Linked DNA regions of Homo sapiens: all the other regions are linked to region 3. Evidence: chromatin loops called from intact Hi-C (ENCODE). Cell type or tissue: heart right ventricle. All regions are shown on one strand. Links, peaks and the distances in the headings refer to the core of each region. The heading gives the core; the rest is flanking DNA.

Region 1 (5,616 bases), core at 467-5,466, 74 kb after region 3:
AAGAAGTTATGATGGTTATGACATCATGAGGTGGTAGGAATTTTTCTACTACATTATAATCTTATAGGACCACAGTCATATATGTGGTCCATTGTTGGCTGAAATGTCCTTATGTGGTGCTTGACAGTATATATACACCACATTTTCTTTATCCAGTCATTATGCTTTCTCTTGATTTATTTTTGGATTCTTAATGATCAAAAGAAAACAACAAAACAGCTCTTTTCTCTGTCCTCTGTCAACCTAGTCCCTCATTTGTGATTCAACATCCCTAACTTCCAGATATATTTAGTGCTATTGGTTACATTTATATCTAAAAAGGAAACACAAAATCACGGTAAGGTGTAATTTTTTTTTAAAAAAAGAGCTTGTTAATGTGTGAGTGATGGGAATGTATCCAAACGTCTCTCTCCCTCCCTCCGTCCCTCTCTCCCTCCACTTGTGGTTGTTGGTGGTGATGTTTCTTCTGGATAGGCACACAGGTCCCCTCGGATGAGCCAGAGTCTGAACACTGTTGAAAATGGCCCCTTGAAGAACACAAACTCAACAGAAAGTCCCGTCAGAGGATACTCTTTTGCTCACCCAATGGTGTGTGGCCCTGTGGTAAGTTAGAAGTTGAAAGCCAATGTTATTTTTCCTTCTGCCATGAAAATGTGCCTGGAGTAACAGGGAGAACACAATTTCATGTGCTAAATTCTCCTCAATTTTATTCTCTGGAATTATTTCCAAGGAATATACCTCTATGGAAAGTTTACTCTCCAAAGCTGTAGTATTCAATATGGTAGCCATCAGACATAGGAGGCTGCTGACTGCTTAAGATGTGGGTAGTGCAGCTGTGGAACTAAGTTTATTTTACTTTAATTAATTTAAAATTTAAAACTGACATCATGTAAAACATTTCTGTTCAACACATCTATATTGATTTGGCAAGTACACTTGACCCTTAAACAACATGAGAGTTAGGGACACCGACAGCCCAAGCAGTCAAAACTCCAAATAGAGCTTCTGACTCCCCAAATACTTAACTACTAATAGACTGCTATTGACTGGAAGCCTTGCTTATAGTATAAACTGTCAATTAGCACATATTGTGTATATTATATGCATTATATACTGTGCTCCTACAGTAAAGTAAGCTAGAGAAGAGAAAATGTACTAAGAAAATCACAAAGAAAAGAAATATGTTTACTATTCAGTAAGCGGAAATGACCATATAGGTCTTCATCCTTGTCATCTTCACGTTAGGTAGGCTGAGGAAGAGAAGGAGGAAGAGTAGGGGCTGGTTTTGCTCTCTCAAGAGTGCAGAAGAGGAATAAAATCCAGGTATAAGTGAACTTGTGCAGTTCAAGCGCATGTTGTTCAAGGGTCAACCTTGTACAACATTTCACTTTAACTGTTGCATCAAATGTGAGATATTATTTAAATTAAATTTTATTTCTTGCTTTTTTAGTGTGGCTAATAGGAAATTTGAAATTACATATATAGCCCACATTATGTTTGTATTGCACAATGCTATTCTAGAGAAAGTAGGACAAAGATTCTGGTGTCAGACTGAATGGGATCAATGCCCTACTCCTCTACCTACCACCTGTTAAGCTGTGGGGAAATTTACTCAGCTTCTCTGTACCCTGGTTTTCTCATCTGTAAATACGTGTACCTACCTCATAGGGTTATGGGGATTAAATACATTCAGATTTATGAAGTGCTTAAAATCGTGCCTTACATACAGTAAGCACCATCTATACATTTCTAAATTGAGAATAAAAGCAAATTATTCCTCTCTAGAAAAGACAGATCAAAATTCTTCCAACGGATACTCAGTGAGAGCAAAGTTACCACAGTTAATCTAATGATATAAACTAAATATCTGTAATACATGAAGAATTTGAATAGATAGTTTTTTTTATTAAGTCCCCCAAAATGACACTTATGATACGGACCAACCAAAACACACATTCTTATGAAAGCGTAGCACTACCTTGAAATTTATTTTAAAACTCTTTACCAAAGGCAAGTGTAGACCTGGAGATACTGTTCTTGTTCCTGTGGTGTGCTCCTCTCTCTTTGGGGATTACTGAAACTGTCAGAGCACAGAACTCTGCTTAGATATCACTTGCTGTAAATGACAATCAACCACAAACACTTAATAGGTAGAAATATTTGTGTGTCTCTTTTAGTATTATAAGCAATTACGTCACTTAGATATAATTAAACTATCTAAAAAAAGTCAGTTAAAATTGTGATTCTTCTGTCAGTATATTTATTAAAATACACATAAAAGGTTAGTCAAAAAATAAAGTATAAATAAAACATTATTTTATAATTTTTTGTAGACAGAGGAAAATAGACAAATGTCATCTATAAAAACACACTCATTCAAGATCCTTTTCAGCAGTTAAACTAGACATCTTATATATTAATTTAGTACCATAAATCAGAATTAATATCCTTAATTGATTAGTCAGACATACTGAATACCTGCTATGTGGCTCTGCAAAATGAGACAAAATCCCTGTGCTCAAAACACTTAAATCTTTTGTAGATTTAAGTAAAATTAAGGCAAAAGTCAGCAATTTATTATTGTAGGGCTTTTTGCCAAACATAAGGAACATAAGGTCCATTTTGAGTGGTCTACCATTTTAAATATATTCACATTCTTTGCATTTCATTTTTTTGGGCAAGAGTTGAAAAATGTAATTTCTAATTTGAGAGAGTAGTTCTTTCCATGTTTCATCTAGCTGCCTTTATTTAGTGTGGCTATAGGTAAACAACTGTGGTCAATATTCTATAAAATACTCTTATGTTTCCCTAGAGGATAAACACACATACACACACACACACACACACGCACACACACATGCACGCACACAAGCACACATGCACACACATACACACACATGAACATGAACAATCACACAGATCCTCTGGAAAGTGAAGACAACCCCCCACCATCATCACCACCAAATAAAGCTAGGGAAATCCAAAAAGTAATGTGTTGAGCAAAATTAGGAAGATATTGTGCTTGTCATGCTACTTTCAGAGTGTAGCACTACCCTCACCTCCCCCTTGTCTGTGAAACACATCTGTGATTTCTTTACTAACCATTTTCCAGCCTCTTTCATAAAATAACGGTTGTGTTCTGGTGTTTTTCATTTTGAACACTTAGAGCATGTCTCCCATCTCATCCACTACCACATTGTTAAATCTAAAGTAGAAAGAGAGAGTGATCACTTCGGTGACACCAGTTGGCAGCAGAAAATGTGTTGTTTTCAATTACTGTGTATAAGAGCTCAGCCAACAGGAAGGCAACCTCTTAGGATGATGTGCCTAGAGAAAGAACCACCACAAATGTAGCTTGAAAATGGCAACTCCAACATTAAGCCTTATGAAGGGATTCTCAAAAGCAACACTAGTTAAGCCTGCAAGACTCTTTACATGGTTTTGCCCACTCACATGAAGGAAAATTATTTGCCCTCTAGACCAAATGACACAGGCAGACACAGCCTGCATCCCTATGGAGTGGTGTTTGAAAAAGAAGTTCATTTGCCCACCTTTTGCTCCAAAAGGTTGTCTGCTCCCTGCAATAGTAAAAGTTAACACAATACAGAAGTCTTGCAAATATAAAGGATTTGCAATTAACACTCTACATCAATTCTGATTTTCCATATTTTTTAGTAGGACCAGGTTTGCTAATAAATTGCCAGCTGTTAAAATCACTAAGCCTATTTTCATCACAACCACCACATAACAGGACCCCTGCAAATACCTGAGGCCTGCTTTTCTCTCCTTATACACTTATATATTGTTTTAGATGAAACATACCCTCCACCAGCATTTCTGGGGCTTCGTCGTTAATGACTTAAAATACAGTTACAAGGTTTGGGTGGTAAGTTGGCAGATCTTCAGGCAGCGTGGCATCTGAGCTGATCTTTCGCCCTTCTAAGGCTTGGGATTATTTCAAAAGAGAAAAAAACAGAGCAATAGTCAAAAGACAGGAAAGCCCCCCCCACCCAAAACTTTAACCAATCACTGCCTTGCCGAAAAATAGAGATTTTCAAAATGATGCTGCATCAGAAGGCAGGGTGAGAAAAGGGGCACAAGAGTAATTAATTAGAAAAAAGAAACTGAAGAAAAATAAAAGTAGTTCCCTCTCGATCAAATTATACACAACTCTGTTAAAATTAAGGAAGATGTAAAGTTTAGATTTTGAATTATGATCAATAATATCCACCCTTAATAAGAATCATAGATTTTCTGTCTTCCCTTCTTCCCACCAACCCCCTCCAAGAAAAAGTAAACAATTTATTAGAGGAGGCTTGTAAAAAATAATATTATATAAAGATTTTGACTATTTGGAGGAGATTTAGTGAAAATCACGTGCTAACAGGTCTAACTTCTCAATAGCAATGAGCTTGGCCCCTGAGAAAACATTATTTTCATCACGCCACTGCTTGAGTTATAATGCTGGTTTTGACAAGCTGCGTTCCTGGTAAAATGTTATTGTTGGCAAATGCGGACTGCAGGAGACAGCTTTGGGAGGCTCCCTCCTGAGTGGAGATGTGCAAATTGACTACTGCACCTGTGGGAGATTCAGGTACCTCTGACCCAGATTCGCTCTGTTTTCTAGCACCCTGTCCCTTTGTTCTGTAATGAGAGCCAAATGTTCCCTTTCTCCAGTCCCTCCGGCCCTGTAATGTGATGCCCAAATCAGCCTCACATGGGCCCCCTCACCCTTCCCCAGTCCCTGGCTCTGTTGCTACCATTGCTCTGAAATTGAAAAGGGGTTTAAAAGCCTGCAGTTCTCCCTGGTGACATGCTAACCCTCTTTGCTCCTGGCACGCTGATACAGCTCTGCCCTTCTGACTTTTTTTCACAGTGATCCAGAGGGCTAGCAGGTCAGTTATGGAAGCCAAATTTTTTTTGGTTTGTTTTGGTGGGAGAGTCCTCATACTTTTCAGCAGGAGAGACTCCTCTCTCTGCCAAATGCAAAGTCCAGTGAATTTTGTTATGCTATATAGGACTCAGAGCAGGAAATGCCTATGCGTAACTTAAATCATAGATGGTGCAGTTTAAATCCATGTTTTTCTGGCTGTTTCCTCCCCTACCCCAGCTCAGGAAAGACATGGGGAACGAAGTGAAGTCCTTGCATTGTGCCAAAGCAGCTGTGCTGTGCTCCAACTTCCATCTGAAAATGTCAGTATATGGCCTGGTTTGATTTAGAAAGTTTATCCTTTACCTAAGCCTGTCTGACCAGAAGCCAGTGCCCACACAGAGCTCAATCAACCACACTTCTGCTCAAGCAGGAATCTGCCCCCAAATCAAAGCAAGTCTTGGGAATGTTTCAGAAAAGAGTGTAAGGAGGCATTAGGGGACCCCTGTTAGAAATTCCTAATACTGTCCCTCCTACCTTCAACTAGCCTTCAGTCTGACTGAATACGATGGACCTAGAACATTCAAGAAGGCCTTTCCTTTTATCACTTTGGTCTCAAATTTGTTAAATAAGGCCTTGCATTTCTAGGCCTCCCCATCTTCCATTTCTGTGGACCCCCATATAAATTGTATTATTGCTGTAATGTCACATGTTTTTCGGAGATCACCTTTCTGCCAGGGCAGAGT
Region 2 (5,616 bases), core at 310-5,309, 67 kb after region 3:
TGAATATTTCACATAATAAGTGGGCAATAAATATGTTGGCTGATTCGTTTAGTAACTTGTATATACTAAATACTTAGATAATCACCAGGAAGAAATGCTTAAAGAACAAAAAAGTCCATAATCTTTGTTCCTAGACAATTTAAAATCAAACTTTATGGAGTAAATAAATGAGAATTGTTTAAATAAAGTATGTAAACTATCTAAAAGCATAAATATCACAGTGTATGTCAAGAACTTTGTCATTATAATAGGGTTTAAATATATGAAATGTAAGCTTTGAACAAATTAGTAGTTGCCCATAAACACCCTTAAAATATTTATAGTTTTAGCTCTTTTCCAAGTTCAAACCAACTTTTAGGAGACACTATGTAAATTAGAAACATTTTCTCACATATCCTTTGCATGTTTTGTGGGAGGTATAATTGTAGCAAATATGGGAAATATTCTATTTTATTTTGAAAGCAACCTTCAAAGGAATTTATTAAATGCCAGGGTCAAGATGTGAGTTTCTATTTAACAGACTGAGCTATACGTTAAAAGCAAAAAAAAAAAAAAAAAAAAATCAGATGACTTAACAAAACTAGAGAAATCTAAAAATGAACTAAGGGCTTAACTTCAACTTCCATTTATTCAATTTAAAATATCTGTAAATGTTGCTTATCCTGCCTGGGATAAGGTAAAATATAGATCTTGATCTTTAGCTCAGGAAAAAGGTCTTGCTAAGGAGTCAACATCCCTGGGCTAGGAACTCACGAAATAAAATTTGTATTTTTCAGTACACATATTTACTCTTAAAATAGCATTTTAAAATTACAGAAGTAAGGCCAGTTCATGATAGAGATTTAGAGAAATTTTAAAACATATACAAGAAAAAAAATCAACTCCCTTTCATGGGCATATGATACCAAAAAAAAAAAAAAAAAGAGAGAGAGAGATTGTCTCACTTCAACTCTAAGGGCAAATCAGAGAGGGGTGAATATGTCTGGAGTCTTTGGGATTTTGCTATTGCAGGAAGCCTGAGAGGAAATCCCCAACAAAATAAGCCTGACCCCTAGAAAGACTTAGTTATTGGAAGGGAGCTGCTATTCCAGTCTCAGTGCCACATGGGGTCCAGTGCTAGAAGTGGGCTCTCTGGCCAGTTCTTTATTAAGATCATATGTTGGTCCAACAGAAGGCTGGGGAATCCAGGAAAAGCTATTCCAATAAAACTTAATAAGTCCCTGGGAAATAAAGAAGATGATGCAGGTATTTCCCTAAGAGGAGGTATCACAGAAAGGAAATAAACCATATCTCCATTTTATCCAAAGAGCAATGAGGAGGTATTTGGTATCTGGAGGGAGGTCCTCAGTGCTTCAGCTCAGGTGGGAGAAAATGATGCCCAACAAATACTGGTGGAAGACAATTCTGTCCAACCCAACCCAGGGCAACAGCAGCAGGGGAGGCAAGATCTATAACAAGACTGCAAATGCAAGAAAGATATCCCCTGGTCCATGGATTTGGCAAGGAATGATGTCTTGTTTTAATTAGCATGTCTTTGATGACTAAGGAATGTTTAAAATTATGTACAAGTTTATTGGTCATATACATCTAGTGACTTGCCTGTTCATATCTCTCTTTTTATGCTGTGATGTTCATTCTTTTCGTTTAAAATGGTTTATAATCTGAAGATATTAACAATCTTTCTGCAATATGTTGATCCTATTTTTTACAGTTTGTAATTTGCTTTTTGGTTTTATTTATGTTTCAACCCAAATCTATCAATATTTTCTTTTATTTTCTCTACACTCCACTCCAAGATCAGCAAGACATTTGTCTTTAAGCTATTATATTTCATTCTATAAACCACCTGAATAAAATTTTTTAATATAACAGCCGTCTAACTCCTTTTTTGCATTTTTAAACCAAAGATCTGATTACCATTACTTGGATAATCCGTTACTTCATCACTAATTTGAAATCTCATCTTTATCACATTCATTTTACACATATCATTTATTAACGTATTTATCATCTATCCAATTTATTTATGCTTCCAATGATCTGCTGTAAATTCTAATGCCAGTGCCACACTGCTCTAAGTAATGTGATTTATAATTTATTTTAATATCTGATAATGCAAGTAGGTCTTATTGTTTTTCTTTTAAAAACAATCTTGCCTAGTTTCCTCCATTTATTTTTCCAAATAAATTCTAGAACTAGTGGTCAAATTTCAAAGAAGAGTTATTTTTGTGCATATTGGGTTAAAATTTCATTAAATGTATACATTAATATGGGGAAGAAGCGACAACTATACAGTGTTGAAAATTTCCATCTATATATTATCATATATTCCCTTCTATATAACCCATCTATATATATTATATATTCCCATCTATATATTATTATAATAAATGGAGAGAACAAAATATATCTCTCCATTTATTGTTTTATATATTTTTGAGTAAAGCTTTAGAGCTTTGTTTTCATTAGTTTCTGCATATGTCTTACTAAGTTTATTCCAAATTAGTATATATTTTTGTATATTTTGTATCTCTTCAAAAGAATCTTTTCAATCCATTATATTTTAAGTGGTATTTTTCTGTCATATAGAAAGATAATCATAATTTAAAATAGAATTCTTGATGAATATCTCCTTATACACAGTGTTTCCTCCAAATGCTTTGCAACTGATGACATTTAAGTTTTAGGTAAAGTGAAAAACCCATGGACTTTAGCATGAAACATACCTACCTTTCAATCTTGTTTTGACCATTTCTCACTATGCAAATTTGGTATGTCTAGCATACAGTAGGAAGAAAAATATTAGTTCCTTATTTCTCATCCTGTTCCTCATAGAACAATGACTTGGGAATTTCATTCGTTAGTTACATGAACTAGAAAAAATAATTATTATAAACATATACACATATGGGCTTTACTCATTAATTGCGCAAACATTCACTGACTAAGCACAAACTACCAGGCACAGTGCTAGGCACTGAGGATATGAAGGTGACAATATCTGCCTACTGAAATGTGTGGTAGTCTCAACTACATCTCAAGCCATCAGTGGGTTGACTGTTAGAAATCAGTGGATTTCTCTTCTGGATCTTTAGATAATGTGTCTGATCAATCTATTTCTTTCTCCTGAGCAGGTACTCTCATGTATGACTTTCCCATTTTACCAGCTTAATAAATGGTTCTCAGCCTGAGCAAACTGAAGCAAACTATTGGGCATTCCCATTTTCATTTCTGAAGTGACTGCTCAAATCTTTATTTCATTTTATGCCGATGCCTCGGGAGCTGACCTAGGATAAATGGAAGCTACCAACTGCCAACTGTGCTGTCAGCTGTGTGGCCGGGTCAAAGGTGCTGGCTGAGCTTGCAAATTCTGAAGGTTTGCCAGCAGTGAAGGTATTTGCCTTAGAGGGAAATGATGCCTTGTACATATCTCATCCCACAGTGCTGCTGAATGCGTCCATTTCAGGCAATGCCCAATTTGGAGAAAAGAAGAAGTGCAAAAAAAGATGTTTCTTTGACCTCACCGCAAATACGTAAAACCACCTGCAGATCCACAGCCACTCTAATCTTTGCCTTGGGCACACCCTTTTGCTTTAACAGTAGAGAAGAAACAAGTTTCTGTTCCCTCCGAGTGCTGGGAAGTGGCATGACAGCTGGTTTCCATGAGCAGAGCACATACTCCAACCCTGCAAAGAAAAAACTCCCCACAATGCTCTTTTATCTATTAAACTAAAGGGGGTTTTATTACACTTTTGTACATTCAATACATTTATCTAAATTTTTCTCGCATTGAATTATTGTCAAGAAAAGGCTGTTCTTGCATATATATATGTGTGTGTATATATATATGTACTTGTGATCATGCATAACTTAAATGCTAAATTTCTGATTTTTTTGGAGAGGATAACATTTAGAAAAAAATCTATTGACTAAACAAAAATCATTTGACACATGAGGTCAAACCTTAATTTAGCTGTAGGAATCATTGTCGTATCAATGTGGAAGTAGAAATAGCACTAAAAGAATGTTCTTTTTCTCCTGAAAGATGCACCCTCTGACCCACTTTGTGACACATAGTGAGGAGTTCAGTAACTATAAATGTTACCGATGACTCTTATCCTTGGTTTAACTCTGGGTTCTTCTAAATGCTTATGTAGAGTACAAATTATCTGCTGAAGAGTAGCCAAGGTTGCCAAGTGAACAGCACTGAAGACGTCAGAAGGGAGTGAAGTTTGGAAGTGAAACAGCAGCCTTTAAATAGCCCGACAACACACATCATGAGATGACTTCAGTGGATCTCCCATCACTACGGATTGGCTGTAAAGGAAAAATCCTCTTAAGTGTTTAATCCAGAAGATAACTTTTTATTCAATTACTACCAGTATAATTACTATACTATTGTTCAAGATTTTATTCGTTCTTCCTTTTTTTGTCCACTTTGTCTTTTCTTCCTCTAGAAATTCAGAACCTGAATGATTTCTCATTTGAGTCAATTTTGATCACTGCAATCATTAAATTAGACATAATTTAGAAACTTCTAATGAAAAAAGAACATAATTAAGCCAAATTATCAGAAGTTTTAAGGATTGAAAATATTATCAAACAATTTTTAATAGTATTTTTTCTAATAAAAATTCTGAGACATTGGATGAATTAAGATCTATTGATATGAAAGAATGCTCATGTAACTATGGAAAAGAAATTAACATTTAGTTAGTGTTCTAATATGCCAAGCATTATGCATATTAAACTAAGCATTTTCCATATTTTTTCTCATTTACTCTTTTTTACTGCCTTACAAAATATGTGTTATTGTCCCCAGTCTACAGGGCAGAAAACTGGAAATTCACAAAGATTAAAGTATTCAAGTTTAGAAAGAAACTGTTTTTAAGTGACAGAATCCGGATTAAAATCCAGGTCTGCTGACCCCGAGGCTCTTTCTCTTTCCATTTTATCCCATAGGATTTTCCACTCAGCCAAAAATTGAACTTTAAATTTTTACATATTTTTAAATTTAAATATATTTTTCCTCATTAACAACAAAAAAATGGAAAAGAAGAATTATAATTGGTAACATTGACATCAATTTTTAAAAATATTTGTTTCATGCAATAATAAAAATTGTTTTTCTTTTAATAGTAAATGATTTGAGTGAAAAAGTTATCACCATTGTAAATAAAACATAGCTTAATTGACTTTAATATTGCTAGCAAAATTAAATTTGTACTAGGCTCATAGAATAAATAAAAAGTGCATGCATATTTGCCACATTTAATATAGAATGTTTTTTGTAATTTTCAATCTTTTTTGAGTATACTTGCCAAAGCTGTATTTATTTAAGCTGTACAATGTGGTGATTTGACATAGGTATTCACTGTGAAATGATTGTCAAAGTCAAACTAATGTACATATCCAATCACCAATCACCTCACATAGTTATGATTTTTTGTGTGTGGTGAAAACACTTCAGATCAACTCTCTTAGCAAATTTTAAGTACATGATTCAGTGTTATTAACTATAGTCACCATGCTGTACATTAGATTCCAGAACTTATTCATCCTGCATAACTAAAACTTGTCCCTTTTTCTCCCTGTTTCCCCATCCTCCAGCCCCTG
Region 3 (5,616 bases), core at 251-5,250:
TGATATTTCATTTACAGAGCTTACAAAAATAAAATGAAGGAACATTCTATAAGACAACTAACCTGGAGTTTTTAAAAAGGCAACATTAAAAAAAACACATGCAAAAAAGCACAACCCACAAAGACCAACCAAATGCAATTAATGCATCTTGACTAGATTGCGGATTAGGGGAAAAATAACTATAAAAACCTATTGGGCTCAAGTGGGGATATATGAATATGAAAGAAATCATAGATTATATCACAAAATTATTGCTAATTTTCTTAGGTGTGATTATTATTGTATGGTTCTTAGGAAATGCTGTATGTTGTATGGTACTTAGTGATAAAGTGTCAGGATGTCTGCCACTTATTTTTAAATGGTCCAGAAAAAACTGTATGGGTATGTCTGTTTGTGTGAGAGAGAGTTCAAGAGTATGTGTAAGAAGAATATGTGAATGTGATTTTGCACGCAAGTGTGAGCGTGTGAGTGTGTGTGGTAATGTGTGAGTGTGTGAGCATGACCCTGTGTGTGAACATGGATGAGAACGTGTGAGTGTGTTGAGTGTGTATGTGAGTGTGCCTGAGAGAACAAACTACAGCAGAGACAAAATTTGAACAAGTGTTAAATTCAGGTGTAGAGTACCTTCTACTTTTCTTTCAATATTTTTGTATTTAAAAAAAAGTTTCCAAATAAAAGGGGGACTTTAAAAGAAAACTAAGGCAGAAAAAGTAAAAAAAAAAAAAAAAAAAATGATCACTTGACCCAAATCTCAGGCCTTGAGCTTCCCGCTGAACTGCTCTGAGGCCCGAGGTGAAACTGAGAGCTGCGGAAGAATGTGGAAATAATGGGCCCAAGCCGCCGGATGAGTTATATTCTTCACACACAGGGCTCCTGAACACTCACCGTCCTCAATTTTATTTTTATATGGCACACATTTAGAAAATTTAGGAGCGTCCTGGAAAGTTGTAACAGCTGGTCTGCGAGTGTTGGGCCCCGGGGCTGGGGCTGGTTGAATGTCTGAGGAATTCGGAGGCCTCTGAGAGAAGCATGTTTCAGAGAAAGGCCCTAAACTGCCTGGGAGCCCACAGTGTGAGAAACAAGCCACTGGACGGGCCCTGACAGATGTTATGAAAGGGTGGTGTTAAGTGCCTTTTTCAGGATATTAAACCAGCATCCTAACTGGCAAAAAATGAATTGTCACTGACATTATGTCGGCCCAGCAGAGACCCTCTCTGCTACTTTCTGTGATCTGGGAACCATTATACACAGGCGATCGATAATGCTCCTGGGCTGGAATCTAAATAATGATTTCTAATAAAACCTACTTTAGACTGTTCGGGCCAGAGGATAGAGACAAGTCACAAAACATAATTGTCCTTACAGCCGCCCTCCCTCCCTTTCTCTCTTTTTTAAAGACCTGAATAATAGAAGAGAGATCTGGCGATAACACATTTAAAAAAAAAAAAAAAAAGCCTTTTGGTCCTGGCCAATCTGCTTAGCTAATGGCTGTAAACCGACACCCCTAATGAAATAAAAATGTCTCAGTTCAAGTGCATAGCTGCACAATTGTTAACAACACTGAACTCTGGCTACAATCCTGGTGATGGGTACTAAGTAACACACTGACAATTTCCCATGGCTTCCTCCCTGGCCCCTGCCTGTTGAAAAGCAAATAAAAGAATCCTGCCCAAAATTCAGGGACAGTAGCATCAGGGGTTTTGGTCAGTGAAACAGCAGGCTTTATCATTTTTATCTCTTTTCTCTGCTTGTGCAAGCGGACTGATTATTTTTCATTTCAAATCCCAAGGCCCATGGCTGATCATTGGCAAGGAGTGTTCTGTCTTGCCCGGTGCTTTTTTTAAAAGGCGCAGATGAGTTAGAGACACAGAGAAGTGTACATCCTTCAGCCTTTCCCGGCCCCTCCTTCTGCCCTTGGCCTCCTAGTGTTGCCCAGCTCCTCTGAGCCCTGTCCAAATGTGCTAAGACTGGAGGGCTGTGGTTAAAATGGGTTCCCCTGGCTCTCCTGCACAGCTTGCAGTTGTCTGATTTCAATCAGTGGCAGTTCCCTCCACATGTCCAACCATCAATCTTCCAGCGCCCCTGGATGAGTGAGGCACAACACGGGGCATGTTCCAGTTAAAAAATAGCCTTTGCCACAGCTTTCCCTCCTCAGCCACCGATAAGTATGCCTTTGATATTTTTATTAAAAAAGAAAGAAAACCCATTGGGGAATATGTTTCATTTCTTAGAGCCCAGACCAAAGCCCCCGAAGTTGAAGAGGATTGAGGTCTGTTGAGAGCGAAAACAGAGAAGAGGGCTGAGTTCTACCTTTGAAATTCCAGAGTTTTGCCAGGTAGAAAAGGCCCACTCTCCAAAAAACAGAATCTTTGCAGTCTCTTAAAGGATTTCCCATGATATTGATGGGCCTCAGCATTTTTCCACAAGCAGCAAACCAACATCACAATCTGCTGCCTCTAACCAGGAATGTGCAACATGATTTTGAAGGACATAAAATTTGGAAATAAATTGTGGTCCCCACGGTTTTAGCTTTTCTTCTTCATATGCACTGATGGATTTTATAGCACCTCAGATAGACTCACTCTGTCTCCTGTGTCATTGCACACCCAGTGGCAGGAAGGCAGAGAGGGTGGTGGTTGGGAGCATGTGGGAGGTGGGGACGTGTCTCTCCAAAGCAGGGCTCTCCTGGCTGGGCTCCTGGAGATGCCTGCCCACTTAGTCACTCCAGGAGACTGCACAGTAAACATTCTGTAGCCAGGTTCTGGTGCCTGTTTTAAAACAGGCTGTTCCAATTCACTTATGCTCAAGGGGCCCACCTACCTTCCTGGCAGAGTTACCAGAGAACTCTCTGGAGGTGCAGGGATGTAGACACTACAATCTCTGCACCTTTTGTTAATCTTTAAAGCTAAGGAGAGTCTGGCCTGGGTGAAGTTTATTCCAATCAGATTTTTAAATGAGGTCACTTGTCCATTGCTGGGAGGGACTTTTAAGTTATCAAGTCTTGTACCTGGCAACCTAAAAAAGGAACTTAAAGTTAAAAAGGGCCTATCTGCATCCCACCCCATCATGCCTGATATTCTTTGGGAGCTGCAAAGTCATCTGCTGTCCTTCTGGTGTATAAGGCCTTTTACTAGTGGCTCCAGTGCCAAAAACCTATAAAGGAACGTTGGGGAGCTAAGGAGGGAGTGTTTCTAAGTGGTATGGTGTGGTAATTTGGGATGAACAAATCTGTGGGTCAGGGAGGCAATTCTATTTTGGAAAACCTTAGAATTAGAAATAACAGAAAAGAACCTGGAATTTGAAGAAGCTGCCAGAACTTGTTCTAGGCATCTGGTACTGTGTATGCTTGGGATAAGGTTTCAGGAACATGGCTACCCTTCTGCCATGTATGGGTCCACAGACAATATTTGCAGAAGGTGGCATCCCCAAGATCTGAAGAAATGACTCATGTTAGAATGGGGGAAAGCGAGTCCTATCAGTTCCAAAAGGGGCATGAAGGAAGCAACATTTTCAGCAAGTACAGTTTTCATGGACAGACTGAATCCTGTGGCTTCCCCTAGTTGCTAGCTTGCCAGATTTTACAAAATTTTACTAGCTCTTAAATTTTAAGCTGTTGAATTGTATTATATTTTATTATTTATTTTATTTTATTTCATTCTGAGACAGGGTCTCACTCTGTCACCCAGGCTGGAGTGCCTTGATGCAATCATAGCTCACTGCAGCCTTGACCTCGTAGGCTCTAGTGATGCTCCCACTTCAGCCTCCAGAGTAGCTGGGACTACAGGCATGCACCACCATGCCTGGTTAATTTGTGTATTTTTATTTTCACAGAGATGGGGTCTCCCTATATTGCCCAGGCTGGTCTCGAACTTCTGAGCTCAGGCAATCTGCCCACTTCAGCCTCCCAAAGTGCTGAGATTACAGGCATGAGCCACTGCACCCAGCCTAAATTGCTGAAAGAATGAATGAACACAATTGTTGTTTGTGTTGATATTGATGATTGTGATGCCTGTGGTTTATGACATAACAACTAGACTAGAATAAAAAATGATTCATTCACTCAACAGATATTTTTGGAGAGGCTACCATGTGTTAAACACAGGTCTTAGAGGCAGAGATACAATAGAGAAGATATAGCACTGGCACTTCATGTAGTTTACATGCTAGAGGAGGAGACATACAAGTAACTAAATGGAAAAGGAAAACATACTTTGTTAGATACCGACTGATAAATACTACTACAGGTGGTTAGGGATGGCCCTTCTGAAAAGAGTTATTTGAATAGAGAACTGAATGATGAGAAGGAATAAGCCATAGAAGCACCTTGGAGAAGAATGTTCCATGCAGAGAAACCAGCCTGCATGAACACCCATGATAGGATGACCAGCTATTCAGTTTACCTGGGACTGAGAAGGTTGCCAGGACACAGGATTTTAAATGCTAAAAGCAGGAAAGTTCTGGGCAAACTAGGAGGAGTTGGTGCGTGGCTGCACATGCCAAATGAAAGGCCGTGAGAGAGGATGGGTAGGAGAGGTAGGTAGGGTGAGGTCCTGTGGGTCCCTGGAGACCATGGCCTGGAGTTATTTTATTCTGAGTTTGATGAGCGGCTGTTGTACGATATCTGTGGGTTTCAGGCACTTATTCTTGAAAAGGTTTCTACTGCATAAATGCAGTGACACTTGAATAATTTATTTTTCAATGTGAATGGATATGGGGTTAGATTAGTAAGGTTCTCATGTGTGCTTTCAATTCTGTGGAATTTTGGGAATGTGAAAAATATAACAAACTTACAGTTAGAATGGCCAGTTTTGTAGTTTGCTGAAGTTGCTACACATGTTCCAGTGAAAGAATGGGAGCAAATGGCAGGGAGATGGCCTTGATGTAAAGATGTTAATATTGCAGGCCTTCATTTATCAGTGGATCAAAGGAGAGAAGATTCATTTTCTTGGAAATTGAATTTATTTTGGGGAAAAGTTGGGTAAGGTTGCATCCCATTGCAGAGACTTTATCTGTGTAAGTTTGATAATGAGGGGGATTGTGTTGTAAATTTTGTAGGGTGGCAGGAAACATCAGGCATTTATCTTGGCATTGAGTTTCTTGGGCTATGTGGTAATCTGTATTCATTGTATAACTCTTTCTGGTGAACTGGGCAGAAGTAGAGCAGAACATAAATCCAGATGGAAAACAGAATGGAAGGTAACAATTGGAGACACTGTATAGTGTTACTATTGAAGAATATTCTTATCCTGTATTGACCCCTAGCAGAAGCTTCTGGAGGCAACATCAAACAGGCCTTCATAAAAGGCCGTGGGAGACTGAACTGATCGGCTCATTGTTCCCATGTGGCTACATAGTGGCCAAAGACTAGCAGAACAGCCTCACAATGGTGCTGACAGGATGTCTCTGACACTCTGCTAAGCTTGTTTCTCAAGGGGACAGCCCATCTCTAGTGTGAGTCATTAATCCATGTTCCCATCATCTCTTAAATGAATGCAAGAACATTCTCCTAATTGGCCTCCCAAGTTCTATTCTTGCTCTCCTGAAATCTGTTCTCAGCAAAACCATCAGAGTGATCTTTTAAAAGCAAATACATTCATATTTTGCACCCTGCTTTAA

Evidence for each region. Hi-C counts contacts between places; a loop is a spot of excess contacts. Peaks named below come from ENCODE experiments on the same cell type or tissue, not always from the same donor. Only the 100,000 strongest peaks of a DNase experiment are listed, where the experiment ranks them.
Region 1: a loop joins it to region 3, with 3 times the contacts of the local background. A loop is called at or near these places in 15 of 110 quality-filtered maps.
Region 2: a loop joins it to region 3, with 9 times the contacts of the local background. A loop is called at or near these places in 14 of 110 quality-filtered maps.

What each region holds. Positions count from the first base shown.
Region 1 is chr6:133,054,824-133,060,439 of GRCh38, reverse strand. No RefSeq gene overlaps it. Among named protein-coding and RNA genes, the nearest start is that of LINC00326, 30 kb to the left of the region's middle. In heart right ventricle, for the core only: no CTCF peak of the experiment used is centred there; no DNase peak of the experiment used is centred there; H3K27ac peaks cover 639 bases.
Region 2 is chr6:133,060,867-133,066,482 of GRCh38, reverse strand. No RefSeq gene overlaps it. Among named protein-coding and RNA genes, the nearest start is that of LINC00326, 24 kb to the left of the region's middle. In heart right ventricle, for the core only: no CTCF peak of the experiment used is centred there; a DNase peak (open chromatin) is centred at 3,360; H3K27ac peaks cover 1,805 bases.
Region 3 is chr6:133,128,162-133,133,777 of GRCh38, reverse strand. No RefSeq gene overlaps it. Among named protein-coding and RNA genes, the nearest start is that of LINC00326, 43 kb to the right of the region's middle. In heart right ventricle, for the core only: a CTCF peak has its summit at 2,602; a DNase peak (open chromatin) is centred at 2,697; H3K27ac peaks cover 2,402 bases.